Regions from separate parts of the Homo sapiens genome. Here region 2 is linked to region 1. A link is an interaction called in ENCODE POLR2A ChIA-PET data of the cell type or tissue named here. Cell type or tissue: PC-3. All regions are shown on one strand.

Evidence for each region. ChIA-PET counts read pairs that join two places held together with the same protein. Peaks named below come from ENCODE experiments on the same cell type or tissue, not always from the same donor. Only the 100,000 strongest peaks of a DNase experiment are listed, where the experiment ranks them.
Region 2: POLR2A ChIA-PET joins it to region 1 with 10 read pairs; 3 of 35 experiments call an interaction of 5 or more read pairs at or near these places.

Annotation. Positions count from the first base shown.
Region 1 is chr1:161,267,295-161,275,294 of GRCh38, forward strand. All of the region lies in intron 1 of PCP4L1 (Purkinje cell protein 4 like 1), which reads left to right. Among named protein-coding and RNA genes, the nearest start is that of PCP4L1, 13 kb to the left of the region's middle. In PC-3, no CTCF peak of the experiment used is centred here; no DNase peak of the experiment used is centred here; H3K27me3 peaks cover 1,851 bases.
Region 2 is chr1:161,150,264-161,158,263 of GRCh38, forward strand. It overlaps UFC1 (ubiquitin-fold modifier conjugating enzyme 1), which reads left to right and starts at 3,715. Exons shown (of 6, transcript NM_016406.4): 1 at 3,715-3,857; 2 at 6,687-6,754; 3 at 6,991-7,054; 4 at 7,354-7,430; 5 at 7,858-7,948. The coding sequence starts at 3,735. RefSeq lists enhancers at 51-911, 3,297-4,077, 3,315-4,514, 3,403-3,452, 3,543-3,592 and 1 more. In PC-3, no CTCF peak of the experiment used is centred here; a DNase peak (open chromatin) is centred at 3,668; H3K4me3 peaks cover 2,367 bases; H3K27ac peaks cover 1,912 bases.

The sequences.
Region 1 (8,000 bases):
TACACAGCACCCAAGCTATGTCATGCAAATACAGGTATAGGTAGTCTAGGTATGATGAGGTGATCCTTGTTCCTGTCTGTTGCTGCTGTTGACAGCCTGTGATCTCTCTTTAAAGAGCCCAGTGGGCTGAGGAATATGGGGAAATCTGGATAGTTTATCTTTTCCAAGGTTCTAACTCACTGCTTGGAGCAGAAGGGGCAACACTATCTTCCCTTTTCTGGTGACAGTGGTTGCTGTGGCAACGCTATTAAAGATGAAAGCCACAAAGGAAGGAGGAAACACAGCCCAAGAAGGGAGCGGGGAAGATTGGGCCTAGAGTTATAGGGGATCTGTTCCCCAGTAGTGGCAGCAGGAAAACAGCACCAAAGTTGCTACCGTTTTGAATGTCTAGGTGCTTGCTACCACAATACTATGTTTTGTTTTTGTTTTTTTAGACAGAGTCTGGCTCTGTTGCCTAGGCTGGAGTGGAGTGCAGTGGTGCGATGTTGGCTCACCGTGACCTCTGCCTCCCAGGTTTAAGCAATTTTCCCACCTCAGCCTCCTGAGTAGCTGGGATTACAGGTGCCCACCACCATGCCCGGCTAATTTTTGTATTTTTAGTAGAGACAGGGTTTCACCATGTTGGCCAGGCTGGTCTCAAACTCCTGACCTCAGGTGATCCCCCTGCCTTGGCCTCCCAAATTGTTGGAATAACAGGCGTGAGCCACCGCACCTGGCCGACAATACTATCTGGTGAGGCAAGGAATAGACTTACACAATCATTTTCATGACACAAAAGTGGACGAAAGGACTCAATCAAGGAGTATAGTTTGTTGACTCCTGAGTACTAATCTCCTTTTCCCTGTGGTGTATAACTTAAAAAAAGAGATGTCTCAGGGTTCCCAGAGGTTTAGAGCCATTCTCAGCACTTTTGGGGACAGACATTGGGAAGACAGGGAGATTGTGATTTCTAGGGCTTGTTTAGAAGGGGAAAAAAAAAAGTATTTATGAAACTCCTACGGTAGCAGAATAAGCCTCCAGGGCCCTTCGAGCAATCCCAGGTATTCTCTTCCTCTTTCAGTTCCACTTAGAGAAAAACTACTCTGTGGCAACTCCACTCTCTGATTCTAGTATTTTAACCCTGCAATAAATACCTCAGCATCTTGACCTAAACCTATTCTTATATTCAACCCCAGGTTATATTACTTTGGAATAATAACTATTTATTGTAATATGTGCTATGTATTTTACATACATTTTTCTCTGGTTCCTTTTACCTTTTTTTTTTTTTTTTTTTGAGATGGAGTCTCGCTCTTGTTGCCCAGGAGTGCAATGGCACGATCTCAGCTCACTGCAACCTCTACCTCCCAGGTTCAAGTGATTCTCCTGCTTCAGCCTCCCAGATAGCTGGGATTACAGGCATGCACCACCATGCCTGGCTAATTTTGTATTTTTAGTAGAGGTGGGGTTTCACCATGTTGGTCAGGCTGGTCTCGAACTCCTAACCTCAAATGATCCACCCGCCTTGGGCTCCCAAAGCCCTGGGATTACAGGCGTGAGCCACCATGCCCTGCCTTTTTACCTTTCAAGATAGATATTATCTCTCTTCTGCAGATGAGCGATCTGAGCACAGCAAAGCTAAGTAATTTACCCAATGTCACACAGCTAGGAATGACAGAGCTGAGATTTGAACAGATAGTCAATGCAGATCCAGGGTATGAATCCAGATCTGTCTGACTAGTGTGCCACATTGCTGCTCCCAGGAATTTGAAGCCTAACAGAATTTTATTTTATTTTTTTTCTTTTATCCTCATCCTCTATGTAATGGTAAGGCCTAAGCAAATTTTAATTCACATAAATATCCATTAAGTACCTACTATTACAAGACATGGGTTGTAGTTATTGTAGCCTAGACATAAACAAATGGAAAACATGGACTGTGCTTCAAAGGAAATAAAATCTATCAGGGTGCTGAGGGTGGGGAAGGGGGGGTAAGACATTACCTGTACCTGTAGTACAGGTAATATGAAATATACTTCATGAGAAGGTCTTTCCTTCATTCTCAGCTCTTTTTCAGGCACATATGTTAAAGTGAAGGAAAGCAATGACTTGGCTTCTGAATCCCTTTTCCACAACCTCTGAACTGGCTACAGAATGGAGGCCTTCAACTTCTGAAAACAAATTTGATTTCAGAAGTTTAGATGAGGTTGCAAATAAAACAGAGAGCTCCCTTCATTTATTTAAAAAATTATTAGTGTAAATCATATGTAAAGGATCAAAAAGGATCAATAGGAATTAATGATACAAAAAGGAGGCAGGGATAAGAGAACCATATGCCAAGGTCCTGAGGTGGGAAGGAACATAGTATGTTCCAGAGATGAGGTTATTGAGGTAATCAGAGGCTGAACAATGTAGAGCCTTTTAGGCCGTATTAAGGATTTTGGGCTGAGTGTGGTAGCTCACACCTATAATCCCAGCACTTTGGGAGGCCGAGGCAGGAGTACTGCCTGAGTCCAGGAGTTTGAGACCAGCCTGGGCAACATGGCAAAAACCCATCTCTACAAAAAATACAAATATTAGCCGGGTGTAGTGGTGTGTGGCTGTGGTCCCAGCTACTCAGGAAGCTGAGGTGTGAGGATTGCTTGAGCCCAGGAGGCCAAGGCTGCAGTGAGCTGAGATTGTACCATTGCATTCCAGCCTGGGCAACAGAATAAGACCTTGTCTCAAAAAAAAAAAATAAGGACTGGGCGTGGTGGCTCACGCCTGTAATCCTAGCATTTTGGGAGGCTGAGGAAGCTGGATCACCTGAGGTCAGAAGTTCAAGACCAGCCTGGCCAACATGGTGAAACCCGGTCTCTACTAAAAATACAAAAATTAGCTGGGCATGGTGGTGCATGCCTGTAATCCCGGCTACTCGGGAGGCTGAGGCAGGAGAATTGCTTGAACTCAGGAGTCAGAGGCTGCAGTGAGCTGAGATCATGCCACTGTACTCCAGCCTGGGCAACGGAGAGAGACTCTGTCTCAAAAAATATATAATAATAAAATTAAAAAGAATTTCATCTTTTATCCTAAGAGCATCAGTAACCACTTGGGTTGTTACAATTGCTCATGTCAGAGCCAACTGTGTTAGGGTGTGCAATGGTCTGAATGTTTGTGTACCCCCAAAATCCATATATTGAAATCCTAACCCCCAAGATGATGATACTAGGAAGTGAGGGCTTTGGGAAGTGATTAGGTCATGAGGGCAGAGCCCTCATAAATGGGATTAGTACCCTTATAAAAGAGACCCCAGGCTCAAAAAAAAAAAGAGAGACCCCAGGCTAGGCGCAGTGGCTCATGCCTGTAATCCCAGTACTTTGGGAGGCTTAGGCGGGAGGATCACAAGGTCAAGAGATTGAGACCATCCTGGCCAACATGGTGAAACGCCATCTCTACTAAAAATACAAACAAAATTAGCTGGGCATGGTGGCATGTGCTTGTAGTCCCAGCTACTGGGGTAGCTGAGGCAGGAGAATTGCTTGAACCCAGGAGGTGGAGGTCGCAGTGAGCTGAAATCGTGCCACTGCACTCCAGCCTGGTGATTGATAGAGGGAGACTCCGTCTAAAAAAAAAAAAAAAGAGACCCCAAAGAGATCCCTCTCCCCTTCTACCATGTGAGGATATAGCAAAAAGATGGCCATCTACATATGGAAAGTGGGCCTCACCAGTCATTAATTCAGGTTGTTTCCAGTTTTTGGCAATTACAAGTAGAGCTGCTATAAATATTAATTTACAAATGTATGTGTGAATATAAGTTTTAATTTCTCTTGGATAAATAACTAGCAATAGGATTGCTGGTTGGTATGGTAAATGTATGCTTAAGAAATTGCCAAAGTAGCTATACCATCTTGCATTCCCACCAACAACGTATGAGAGTTCCAGTTGCTCTGTATCTTTGCCTCTACATTGTATTGCCACTAAACAGAAAATTTTTAATAGGTATGTGGTGATATCTCATTGTGGTTTTAATTTGCATTTCCCAAATGATGATGATGTTATATATCTTTTCATGTGCGTGTCATCCATGTATCTTCTTTGGTGAAATGTCTGTTCAAATATTTTGCCCATTTAAAAAAACTGTGTTTTTATTATAGAGATTTAAAAGTTCTTTCAATACTTATTCTGGATGCAAGCCTTTTATCAGATATTTGATTTGCAAACATTTTCTTCTAGTCTGTACTTTGTTTCTTTTTTTTTCCCCTCACCCCCAAGACAGAGTCTTGCTCTGTCGCCCAGGCTGGAGTGTAGTGGCATGATGTTGGCTCACTGCAACCTCTGCCTCCAGGGTTAAAGCAATTCTCCCACCTCAGCTTCCTGAGTAGCTGGGACTACAGGCACGTGCCATGACGCCCGGCTAATTTTTGTATTTTTAGTAGAAACTGGGTTTCACCATGTTGGCCAGGCTGGTCTCCAATGCCTGACCTCATGATCTGCCTGCCTTGGCCTCCCAAAGTGCTGGGATGACAAGTGTGAGCCACTGTGCCTGATCTTTTTTTCTTTTTTCTTTTTTGAGACAAGCTCTCACTCTGTCACCCAGGCTGGAGTGCAGTGGCATGATCATAGCTCACTGCAGCCTTGATCTCTGGGTTCTAGTGATCGATCCTCATACCTCAGCCTCCCGAGTAGCTGGGACTACAGGTGCATGTCACCACACTTGGACTAACCTTTTTTTTTTTTAGTGGAGACAAAGTCTATGTTGCCCAGGCTGGTCTCAAATTCTTGGCCTCAAGTGATCTGCCTGCCTTGGCTTCCCAAAATGCTGGGATTACAGGTGTGAGCCACCGTGCCCTGCCTAATTGTACATATTCATGGGGGTACATAGTGAGTGATATTTTGATACATATAACTTATAGTGATCAGATTGGGGTAATCCCTTTTTTTTTTTTTAAGCAAATTCTTCTAGATCCTGATTTCTTTTTTTCTTTTTTAAAGCATTTCCCTAAACTTTTAACATTGGTATTCCTGGGCTGGGCACAGTGGCTCACGCCTGTAATCCCAGCACTTTGGGAAGCCGAGGCGGGTAGATCATGAGGTCAGGAGTTCGAGACAAGCCTGGCCAACATGGTGAAACCCTGTCTCTACTAAAAATACAAAAATTAGCCAGGCATGGTGGTGGGCACCTGTAATCCCAGCTACGCGGGAGGCTGAGGCAGGAGAATTGCTTGAACCCTGGAGGCGGAGGTTGCAGTGAGCCGAGATCGTGCCACTGCACTCCAGCCTGGGCAACAAAAGCGAAACTCCGTCTCAAAAAAAAAAAAAAAAAAAATTGGTATTCCTCAATATTGACAATTCCTATTGTCCGAGACCTGCTTCTTTCGTCTCTAATGGTAGTTGGAAAAGAAATTCAGGTTGAGGGAGGCTTTTATTTATTTATTTATTTTTATTTAAGGATAAATATATTTATTTATCCTAAGTCATATATTTATTTACTTCTTAAGGAGAGAGGGAAGCTTTATATGTGAGAGAGTAAAGGGAACTGATTGTCAAGATTCCTGAGGAGGAGAAGGGTGATGGGATCTAGAGCTCAGATGGAAGGACAAGACATCATCTGACAAATGCTCTGGGAGGAGGCAGATAGGCAAGTGTGTGGTGCTTCTCTTTCCTGGAAGTGGGAGGAAATGAAAAGGGTAGGTACTCCTGGGGAAAGTATTAGGGAAAGGAGGAATGTTACTATGTCATGTTCCTCTCTGCAATCTCAAAGCCGAAAGAAAAAAAGACCCTTAAGCCAACAAGACTCTCCTTCCTTTCCTTCTTCCCCATGGGAAGGGAGAATCTGCAGCTTTGAGCTGCAGAGGAAACAAAAGAGTACTCATGGGGAATTGGCAGTATCACCAAGATGATGGAATGGAACACTGGTACACATCAGGCTCAGAGGCAAGGATTAAAGAAATATAGGAAGGTAGGCAAGGAAAGCAACTAAAACCCTCTAGGGAAAATAAATTAAGGAAAAGAAGGAGTTGATGGGCCTCACAGTTGCTAATTAGTGTTTGGTATCTATTGAGAAGTGAGAAACATTTAGTCCTGGCTGGGGAGGGTGTGGGTGGCTCACACCTGTAATCCCAGCACTTTAGGAGGCTGAGGCTGGAGTATTGCTTGAGTGAGAACCTGTTTCAAAACAAACAAACAAACAAAACCCCCAAAGTCCCATTCAGTCCTATGTGGGCAGTGAGGCTGAACGAACCAAGCTCCAAGCTCACTAGAAACTTGGAATAACAGGCTTGAATGACAGTGAGGGAGGCATTTGAAATGGAAGCCAGTAGAATGATCCTACACATGGAATTCTCAGACTCTGAAGGGCTGGGTTCTGGCTCTGGGAGTAAAGAATGTAAACTATGGCTGTCCTCCAGGAGTCAGCCTCGTGTATCAGGAGGCCCACTGAGCAAACATTAAGATGAAAACCAGAATCAGGGTGATTAGATCAATTAGAGCAGAAATCTGAGTGATAGGCGTGGTCTGGGATCAGGTTGTCAAATATTAATAACATGTAAAATTGCCCCATAATGGCAGGACTGGACCCTGTTCCCCAAGTTCCCTTTGGAGTATATGTGAAGATAGCATTGTATACGCATGCACATACATACTCATACATCCCCATACTTTTGATTGGAGATTGAGAGATAGTGTAGGATAATGATCAAGAGCATGGATTCTAGAGCCAGACTGCCTGGGTTCAAATCCTAGCTTTGTGGTTTGTTTGTTCTATGGCTTTGGGCAAGATAACCTCTCAACTTCAATTTCCTTCTCTGTGAAATAGAAATAATAATTATACCTATTTTATAGGGCTGTTATAATCATTCAACGTGTTAGTGTTTATAAAGTACTTAGAAAAGTAGCTGGCACATAGTGTATTATATATGATTGTTCATAAAGTAAAGCGAGGTGACATTCTGAAATCCTTGATTTCTTCCAGTTCCCCCAGTTGGGTCCTATAAGGAGAAGGAAGGATTTCCTAAACCATGTCATTGTTGTTATTTCTGGTCAGAAAAGCTCAGTATCGAAAGGAGTAGAAGGCTAGGCACTCCAGCCTGGGTGACAAGAGCAAAACTCTGTCTCAAAAAAAAGAAAAGGAGTAGAAGAGCACCTGAGAGGTTTGTGATCCATACCTGGCTAGAATGAGGAGCTGAGAAGTGCTGACCTGTTACAGCTCTTGCAGTTTGGCCTCACTCCTCTGCAGGTATGAGTTTTTGTGAGAAACACTAGAGTATGTGGTCTCTGGTCCCAGGGTGTACCTCTGTGCCTCCTTTGTTTATGTGAAGTATGGTTAGTCTGATGGCTTGCAGATGCGTATACCAGAGGACCTTAATTCATCTAAAATTGCTGCGTTTCTGGAAGATAAACAGGAGGGTTGAGGCAGAGACCAGAGACTAATAAAGGACTGAGCACCACATAGAGGGTGGGAGCAGACAACTTGTGATCTAACTGCCCCCACCCCTAACCTCAGCAAATCACAAACAACTAAATCCAGAAGAGTGTCCAGAGTGGCTATTTCGAGAACTGGCTAGAAAGAGGGAAGAGGGGCAGGAGGTAAAAGCTCCTGCACCCCTTTCAGTGGAAGGTAAAAGGGAAATTTCAAGGGGCATTGTGAGTAATAGGAGTTTTCTTCTCCTTGCAGCATCCTTTGCTGGTTTCCCAAGTGGAGACCCCACTTTTAGATTATTATCTCTCATAAATTTAACCTAAATGGAGCTAGAAACCCCGGGGGGTGGGGGGACCAGATGGCAGCTGAGCCACTGCTCCATTCCAGGGCCAGTGATCTCCAGAGAGACTTGGGAGGGAAGCAGCTGGCAGGGCAGAGGGAAAGTGGCAGCCTGTGTGGTTTAGTCCTGACACACATTCCTGCTTATTCTCAAGGTCTGCTGATATGAGAAGGAATGTAGAGGAAACAGCCACCTGAGGGAAGATATTTAGAATCAGAGTCCAGTGGCCGGGTGTGGTGGCTCACGTCTGTAATCCCAGCACTTTGGGAGGCTGAGGCAGGCGGA
Region 2 (8,000 bases), 120 kb before region 1:
TAGGGACGGGGTTTCACCGTGTTAGCCAGGATGGTCTCGATCTCCTGACCTCGTGATCTGCCCCCCTCGGCCTCCCAAAGTGCTAGGATTACAGGCGTGAGCCACCGCACCCCGCCGCTAAAGTCTTACGACAATTAAATTGCAAAGCCTCATTCCAAATCTCTGCTCTCTATATCACACCACAGTGCCCACACCCAAAATGGAATAAATCTTATTTCCCCAGAAGAGAGATCTCTAGTTAAGAAGTACAAAGCTCTGCCTTAGCCTTATCCAATATCCATTTTTTTTTATGAAAGAGATATATAGCATGCTGATAAAAAACAAAAAACACACCATCATCTCAATCAACATGGAAAAAGCATTTGAAAAACTCCTTTATAAGGCCGGGCGCTTTGGCTCATGTCTGTAATCCTAGCACTTTGGGAGGCCGAGGCAGGCAGATCACCTGAGGTCAGGAGTTCAAGACCAGCCTGGCAGACAGGGTGAAACCCCGTCTCTACAAAAAATGCAAAAATTAGCTGAGCATGGTGGCCTGCGTCTGTGGTCCCAGTTACCGGGTGGCTGAGGCAGGAGAATCACTTGAACCCAGGAGGGGAGGCAGAGATTGCAGTGAGCCGAGATCACACCACTGCCCTCCAGCCTGGGTGACAGAGGGAGACTCCGTCTCAAAACAAAAATCAAAAAACAACTCCCTTTTGAGAAAAACCGTCAACGCCAGAAGGGAACTTCCTCAACCTGACAAGGGCATCTGTGAAAAATCTGCAGCTTAACCTCATATTTAATGGAGAAAGACAGCCGGGCGCGTGGCTCACGCCTGTATTCCCAGCACTTTGGGAGTCCGAGGCGTGTGGATCACGAGGTCAGGAGTTCAAGACCAGCCTGGCCAACATGGTGAAAGCCCGTCTCTACTAAAAATACAAAAAATTAGCTGGGCGTGGTGGCGGGCGCCTGTAATCCCAGCTACTCCGGAGGCTGAGGCAGAGAATTGCTTAAAACCTGGAGGGGCGGAGCTTGCAGTGAGCCGAGATCGCGCCACTCGACTCCGGCCTGGGCGACAGAGGAAGACTCTGTCGCAAAAAAAAAAAAAAAAGGAGAAAGACATTGATTTTCCCCCTAAAGGCAGAACGAGACAAGGATGTCTGCTGGTAACACTGTCTTTTTTTTATTTTGAGACGGAGTCTTGCTCTGTCGCCCAGGCTGGAGTGCAGTGGCGCGATCTCAGCTCACTGCAAGCCCTGCCTCCTGAGTTCACGCCACTCTCCTGCCTCAGCCTCCCGAGTAGCTGGGACTACAGGCACCCGCCACCATGCCCGACTAATTTTTTTGTATTTTTAGTAGAGACGGGGTTTCACCATGTTAGCCAGGATGGTCTCGATTTCCTGACCTTGTGATCCGCCCGCCTCGGCCTCCCAAAGTGCTAGGATTACAGCCGTGAGCCACCGCGCCCCGCCAACACTCTTACTCAATATTGTACTGGAGGCTGAGCACGGTGGCTCACGCCTGTAATCTTAGCACTTTGGGAGGCCGAGCGGGCTGGATCACCTGAGGTCAGGAGCTCGAAGCCAGCCTGGCCAACATGGTGAAACTCCATCTCTACTAAAAGTACAAAATTAGCCGAGCGTGGTGCTGCATGCCTGTAATCCCAGCTACCCGGATGGCTGAGGTAGGAGAATCGCTTGAACCCAGGAGGTGGAGGTTGCAGTAAGCCAAAATCATGTCACTGCACTCTAGCCTGGGTGACAGAGTGAGACTCTGTCTCAAAAACAAAACAAAACAAACAAACAAAAAAACTTACTGCCACAGGCTGGAATGATTCACTGAATAAACAGTGAAATAAACATAAATAAAATAAATAAATATATTTTTAAAAATTTTGGTCTTACTTTGACCCCCCAGGCTGGAGTGAAGTGGTATAATCTTGGCTCATTTGCAATCTCGACCTCCGGGGTTCAAGAGATCCTCCTGCTTCAGCCCCCAAAATAGTTGGGACTACAGGTGCCCGCCACCACTCCGGCTAATTTTTGTATTTTTTGTACAGCTGGGGTTTCACCACGTTGCCTAAGCTATTTTCGAACTCCTGGGCTCAAGCCATCTGCCCACCCCGGCCTCTGAAAGTGCTGGGGTTATCTGCGTGAATCACCGCACCCGGCCAAACAAGATATTTAAATCTATAATTAACGTTTTTAGGTTTTATTTATTTTTTGAGACGGAATCTTGTTCTTGTTGCCCAGGCTGGAGTGCAATGGCAGGATCTCGGCTCATTGTAACCTCCGCCTCCCGGGTTCAAGCGATTCTCCCGCCTCAGCCTCCAAGTAGCCGGGACTACAAGCGTGCGCCACCATGCCTAGCTAATTTTGTATTGTTAGTAGAGACGGGTTTCACCAGTCAGGCTGGTCTGGAGCTCCTGACCTCAAGTGATCCACCTGCCTTGGCCTCCCAAGTTGCTGGGATTACAGGCTTGAGCCACCACGCCAGCCAAACAGGATATTTAAATTAAAGCCAAAATGGCCGGCGCGGTGGCTCACGCCTGTAATCCCAGCACCTTGGGAGGCTGAGGCAGGTGGATCACCTGAGGTCAGGAGTTCAAGACCAACCTGGCCAACATGGCGAAACCCGGTCTCTACTAAAAATACAAAATCAGCCGGGCGTGGTAGCACATGCCTGTAATCCCAGCTACTCAGGACGCTGAGGCAGGAGAATCAATTGAACCCGGGAGGCGGAGGTTGCGGTGAGCCGAGATCATGCCATTGCACTCCAGCCTGGGCAACAAGAGTGAAACTCGGTCTCCAAAAAAAAAAAAAAAAAAAGCAAAAATTAATGTGTTTAGATTTTAAGTCCAACTGGAGTTTGTTTATTGTTTCCCCACAAGTAATCCCAGCACTTTGGGGAGGCTGGGGCAGGAGGATCGCTTGAGCCCGGGAGATGGAAGATGCAGTAAGCTATGATCGTACCACTGTACTCCAGCCTGGGCAACAGATTGAGACACTGTCTAAAAAAAAAAAAGTCTAGGACTCAGTGAATGGCTAGACTAAGGCAGAAATCTTGCAGGGATTTGTCTTTTGATTCTGCATGGTTTCTAATCTTTATCAGGAGTTAAACATCCTTCTACAGGATAACTGCATCTAGAGGCAGGACTATATATAAGCAAAGGAAAAGTTCTTCGAAGAGGAAACACGAATCGCTCGTTTTAGGAAGTCAGTGCCTTGAAAAGCGCCTTGGGGTTGGGGGCTCGGGGCTGGGGGAGGGATAGCATTAGGAGAAATACCTAATGTAAATGACGAGTTGATGGGTGCAGCAAACCAACATGGCACAAGTATACCTATGTATCAAACTTGCACGTTGTGCACATGTACTCTAGAACTTAAGGTATAATAAAAATAAATAAATAAGTAAAAATGCCTTCAGCAGCCTGAAGTTCTAAGAGCTTTCCAAGTTTGGGAAGGTGTCCGGGTTTTCTGCGATTACTTCTCTGAGCATGAACGGAAGTCACCCTTTGTGCCTTATGCGGTGATTTTAATGATAGGTGTCATATATAGGACGGAGTAATCTGTTTACATTCTGTTCTTCTCGATGCACTCACAAGCGGGTAACTAGGTGACAAGAAAACAAAGATCTTATTCAAAAGAGGTCTTACAGCAACCCAACGTCTCATCTTCCCATAGTAAAGATGACGGCGCCTTGAGGTAAGCTACAGGCAACACCACTTCCGCGTTTCTCTTGCGCCCTGGTCCAAGATGGCGGATGAAGCCACGCGACGTGTTGTGTCTGAGATCCCGGTGCTGAAGACTAACGCCGGACCCCGAGATCGTGAGTTGTGGGTGCAGCGACTGAAGGAGGAATATCAGTCCCTTATCCGGGTTAGTTGTGTTTCTACAGTCTAACGCGTAGCATAAGGGTTGGGAGAAATCAGGTGTCCTCAATAATAGGCTCCGTGTGGAAGCCGCTTCCGGTTTTTAAGTTTAACGCCCAAATTCATAGAAATGGGACTATTGTGGGGCTCGGGGACTAAGGAGGGATGGTGGGGAGAGGGCAAAAAAGACTCGGGTGAGGTGCACAGTGGGGCCAGACCTTGCGGCTAAAAGCAGCAGTTATTTTAGGGATACGCTTCCCCAGAAGGTGACGTGTCTCCCTGGCTACAGGTGTTTGTTCACCTGGATGTGAACAAAAATCCTCAGGGCGCCAACTCCCAGTCCGCATCTCTCTGCCCCCTTCTTCACTCTTCACTGTTTTGTTTGTTTGTTTGACGGAGTCTCGCTCTGTTGCTAGGCTGGAGTGCAGTGGCGCGATCTCGGCTCACTGCAACCTCCGACTCCCGGGTTCAAGCGAGTCTCCTGCCTCAGCCTCCTGAGTAGCTGGGACTACAGGCGCGCGCCACCACACCCAGCTAATTTTTGTATTTTCAGTAGAGACGGGGTTTCACCGTGTTGGCCAGGATGGTCTCGATCCCCTGACCTCGTGATCCTGATCCACCCGCCTCGGCCTCCCAAAGTGCTGAGATTACAGGCGTGAGCCACCGCGCCTGGCCTCACTCTTCACTCTTTCAAGCCACATTAGGGCTGAAAATTCAAGTAGGTGTTAACTACAGAGAGTTGGGGAGTTTAGCTCATAGTTAGAAACGGGCTGTCTTCTCAGTTATCTCTACTGTGGAAGGTGAGAAAAGTTTGTCTTCCTTGTAGTTTCTGCCTGCTTCAAAGACCAGCAGTTCTAGTTCTCCTACCTCATGTATTCATTCACTAAAAAAAAAAAATTACTGTGCATATAGAACCTAGGGAGGAGATACCAAGCCGAATAAGGAGGAACTTACTGAGGTAGACAAAACCAGATCATTATAATACAGTGTTTAAGTGGAGAGAGACTGAGACAGATATGGACAGATATAAAGCGAGAAATGGCTAGGATGTTTTGAGAGCATAAGAGGAGACATCCAGTTTGCATTCGGTCACGGAAGGTTTCCTGGAAGAGGTAATGCTTGAGCTGAAACTTAAAGAGTAAACATAAGCTAGCCTGATAAAACATAAGAGTAGAAGGACATTCAAGCCAAAAGGGACAGCATGAGCAAAGGCATAGAATCTAGAAACGGCACAGGCACCAGCATGATGTGTTTGAAGAAACAAAGTAGCTCAGAGTTGTTAGAGCATCAAATGTGAGGCAGGGAATGGTAGACAAAGCTAGGAGACATATTTGAGCACTTGAATTTTCTCTTGGAGGCTTTGGGATACCGTTAAAAGTTATTAAGCTGAGGAATTACATGGCCGATTTGGGTTTAGATCAGTCACATTGGCAATAAGGGGAAAATACAATTGACAGGGACAAGACTGAAGGTAAGAGACAAGTTAGGCTGTCATTAATCTCAGCGAAACAAAAGGCAATCTAAACTAGGCAGTTGTGAGGATAGAGAGGAGAGGTAGATTTGTAGAATATTCAGAAGGTAAAATTAGCATAACATGGATTAGTGTAGTAAGGGATAGGGAGGGTCAAAGATGATTCCCAGGTTTTTGCCTTGGGTGAATGCTCATACTGCCACCTGAAATTGATAATTCAGGAGGATAATTCAGGAAGTGTATCCAAAGGAATATAAAAAATTCCAGATGGAAATGCTGAGTTTGAAGTACCTGTGAAATGAAGGTCAAAACGTCAACATACAGTTGGATACTAAAGGCTGAAGTTCTGAGGAAAGATCTGGACCAAAGATGAAAATCTGGGAGTCATTAGCCTGTGGGTGTTAGTTGAAACCAGGACTATATGAGGCTAGAAGGGAGTTACCCAGGGAAGGAGTCTATCATTAAATGAGTTGTGGGCTGAGGGCAGACACTATCAGAGAAGTGAGAGGAGAATCCAGATGGTATCTTCAGGTCTTTTGTGCTTGCTAAATTGAGTGGAGCCCATTCTATTCTCTGTTCTGGGCAGACCCCCACTTACCAGTATAGCCTTGTCTTCAGCTTTGCTAATGTTAGAAAAATTAGGTAAACATATTAAGAAAAAGTAGGCTGGGCGTGGTGGCTCACGCCTCTAATCCCAGCACTTTGGGAGGCCAAGGTGGGCGGATCACGAGGTCAGGAGATCGAGACCATCCTGGCTAATATGGTGAAACCCCATCTCTACTAAAAAAAAAAAAAATACAAAAAATTAGCCGGGCATGGTGGCGGGCACCTGTAGTTCCAGCTACTTGAGAGGCTGAGGCAGGAGAATGGCGTGAACCCAGGCAATGGAGCTTGCAGTGAGCCGAGATTGCGCCACTGCACTCCAGTCTGGGTGACAGAGCGAGACTGTCTCAAAAAAAAAAAAAAAAAAAAACCGGCTGGGTGTAGTGGCTCACGCCTGTAATCCTAGCACTTTGGGAGGCCAAGGCAGGTTGATCACCTGGGGTCAGGAGTTCGAGACCAGCCTGGCCAACATGGCAAAACCCCGTCTCTACTAAAAATACAAAAATTATCCGGGCATGGTGGTGCACGCCTGTAATCCCAGCTACTCAGGAGACTGAGGAAGGAGAATCGCTTGAACCTGGGAGGTGGAAGTTGCAGTGAACCCAGATTGCGCCACTGCACTCCAGCCTGTGCGACGGGAGCGAGATTCCATCTCAATAAAAATAAAAAATAAAAAAAATAACCACATACTTTTCTTTTGAGGAGAGGGGGACTGCCCTTGGCCCCAACTACTCTCTCAAAGACCTCATTCTCTGCTTTCAGTATGTGGAGAACAACAAGAATGCTGACAACGATTGGTTCCGACTGGAGTCCAACAAGGAAGGAACTCGGTAGGTAGACCCTCTTGGGAGGTGTGGGGTGGGAGTCTTATATGAGTTAGGCAATTTGGTATCCTAGCGCCCACTACCAAAGCTGCCCTGTCACATGTTAGCTGTCTCCACTCCCACAGCGCCAGAGTTCCCCAGTTCCCATCCTATGAGTCTCCCAGGCTGGTGGCCTAAGCCAAGATATCATTTGAGTACTGGAAGAATAGGCAAATTGGACTGAGGTTTGGTCTTTGTTACAGGTGGTTTGGAAAATGCTGGTATATCCATGACCTCCTGAAATATGAGTTTGACATCGAGTTTGACGTGAGTGTGATAGAGTGGGAAATATGAAGGTTAGTAGAAGGGGAGGGATTAGATGATGGGTAACAAGCTATCCTTTCTTGAAGGGACCAAAGAAAACTTTAAAAATGGGAGAGAAAAGCTGAGGTTTGAGGCAAGCATAAGTTATATTTACTCATCTCCACATCCAGAATCCTGGTATGGATGTGCTCCTTGGGGAGTTTTACTTAACATTTCAGTTTAACCAAGAAATATGTATGTCTGATTATATTAGTTCCTTTCTATCCTGATTCTGTTTTATTAAGGTTTTATAATTTCTCCAGATTCCTATCACATATCCTACTACTGCCCCAGAAATTGCAGTTCCTGAGCTGGATGGAAAGACAGCAAAGATGTACAGGTAGGACTGAATAGGAGATGGCAAAGAGTCAAAGAAAGCCTTAAGGAAGAACTTCGTGGCGGGAGGGAGAGCATCAGGAAGAATAGCTAATGGATGCTTGGCTTGATGTCTGGGTGATGGGATGATCTATGTGTAAATCACCATGGCACGTTTACCTATGTAACAAACCTATACATCCTGCATGTGTACCTCTGAACTTAAAAGATGTAAGGAAAAAAAAAAAAAGGAAGAACTTTGGAGGCAGAGATTTTCCCAGGGTCTGCTGGCCTAGTGGGGTGCCAGGCCCTCCTTTGCTGAGCCTAAGCAAAGTACTTAGCTGAACTTGTTCTCAATTCTGATCACTAGTAGTCTTCCTATGCCCCCAAGAGGCTGCTGTGCTTTATGGTAAACTTTGCATGTCAACACCTTCTTCATGTCCCTCTCATAGGGGTGGCAAAATATGCCTGACGGATCATTTCAAACCTTTGTGGGCCAGGAATGTGCCCAAATTTGGACTAGCTCATCTCATGGCTCTGGGGGTAAGTTTTGTGTATTTGGCATAAAAGGAGAAAGAGGGACTTAGGCCCTGAG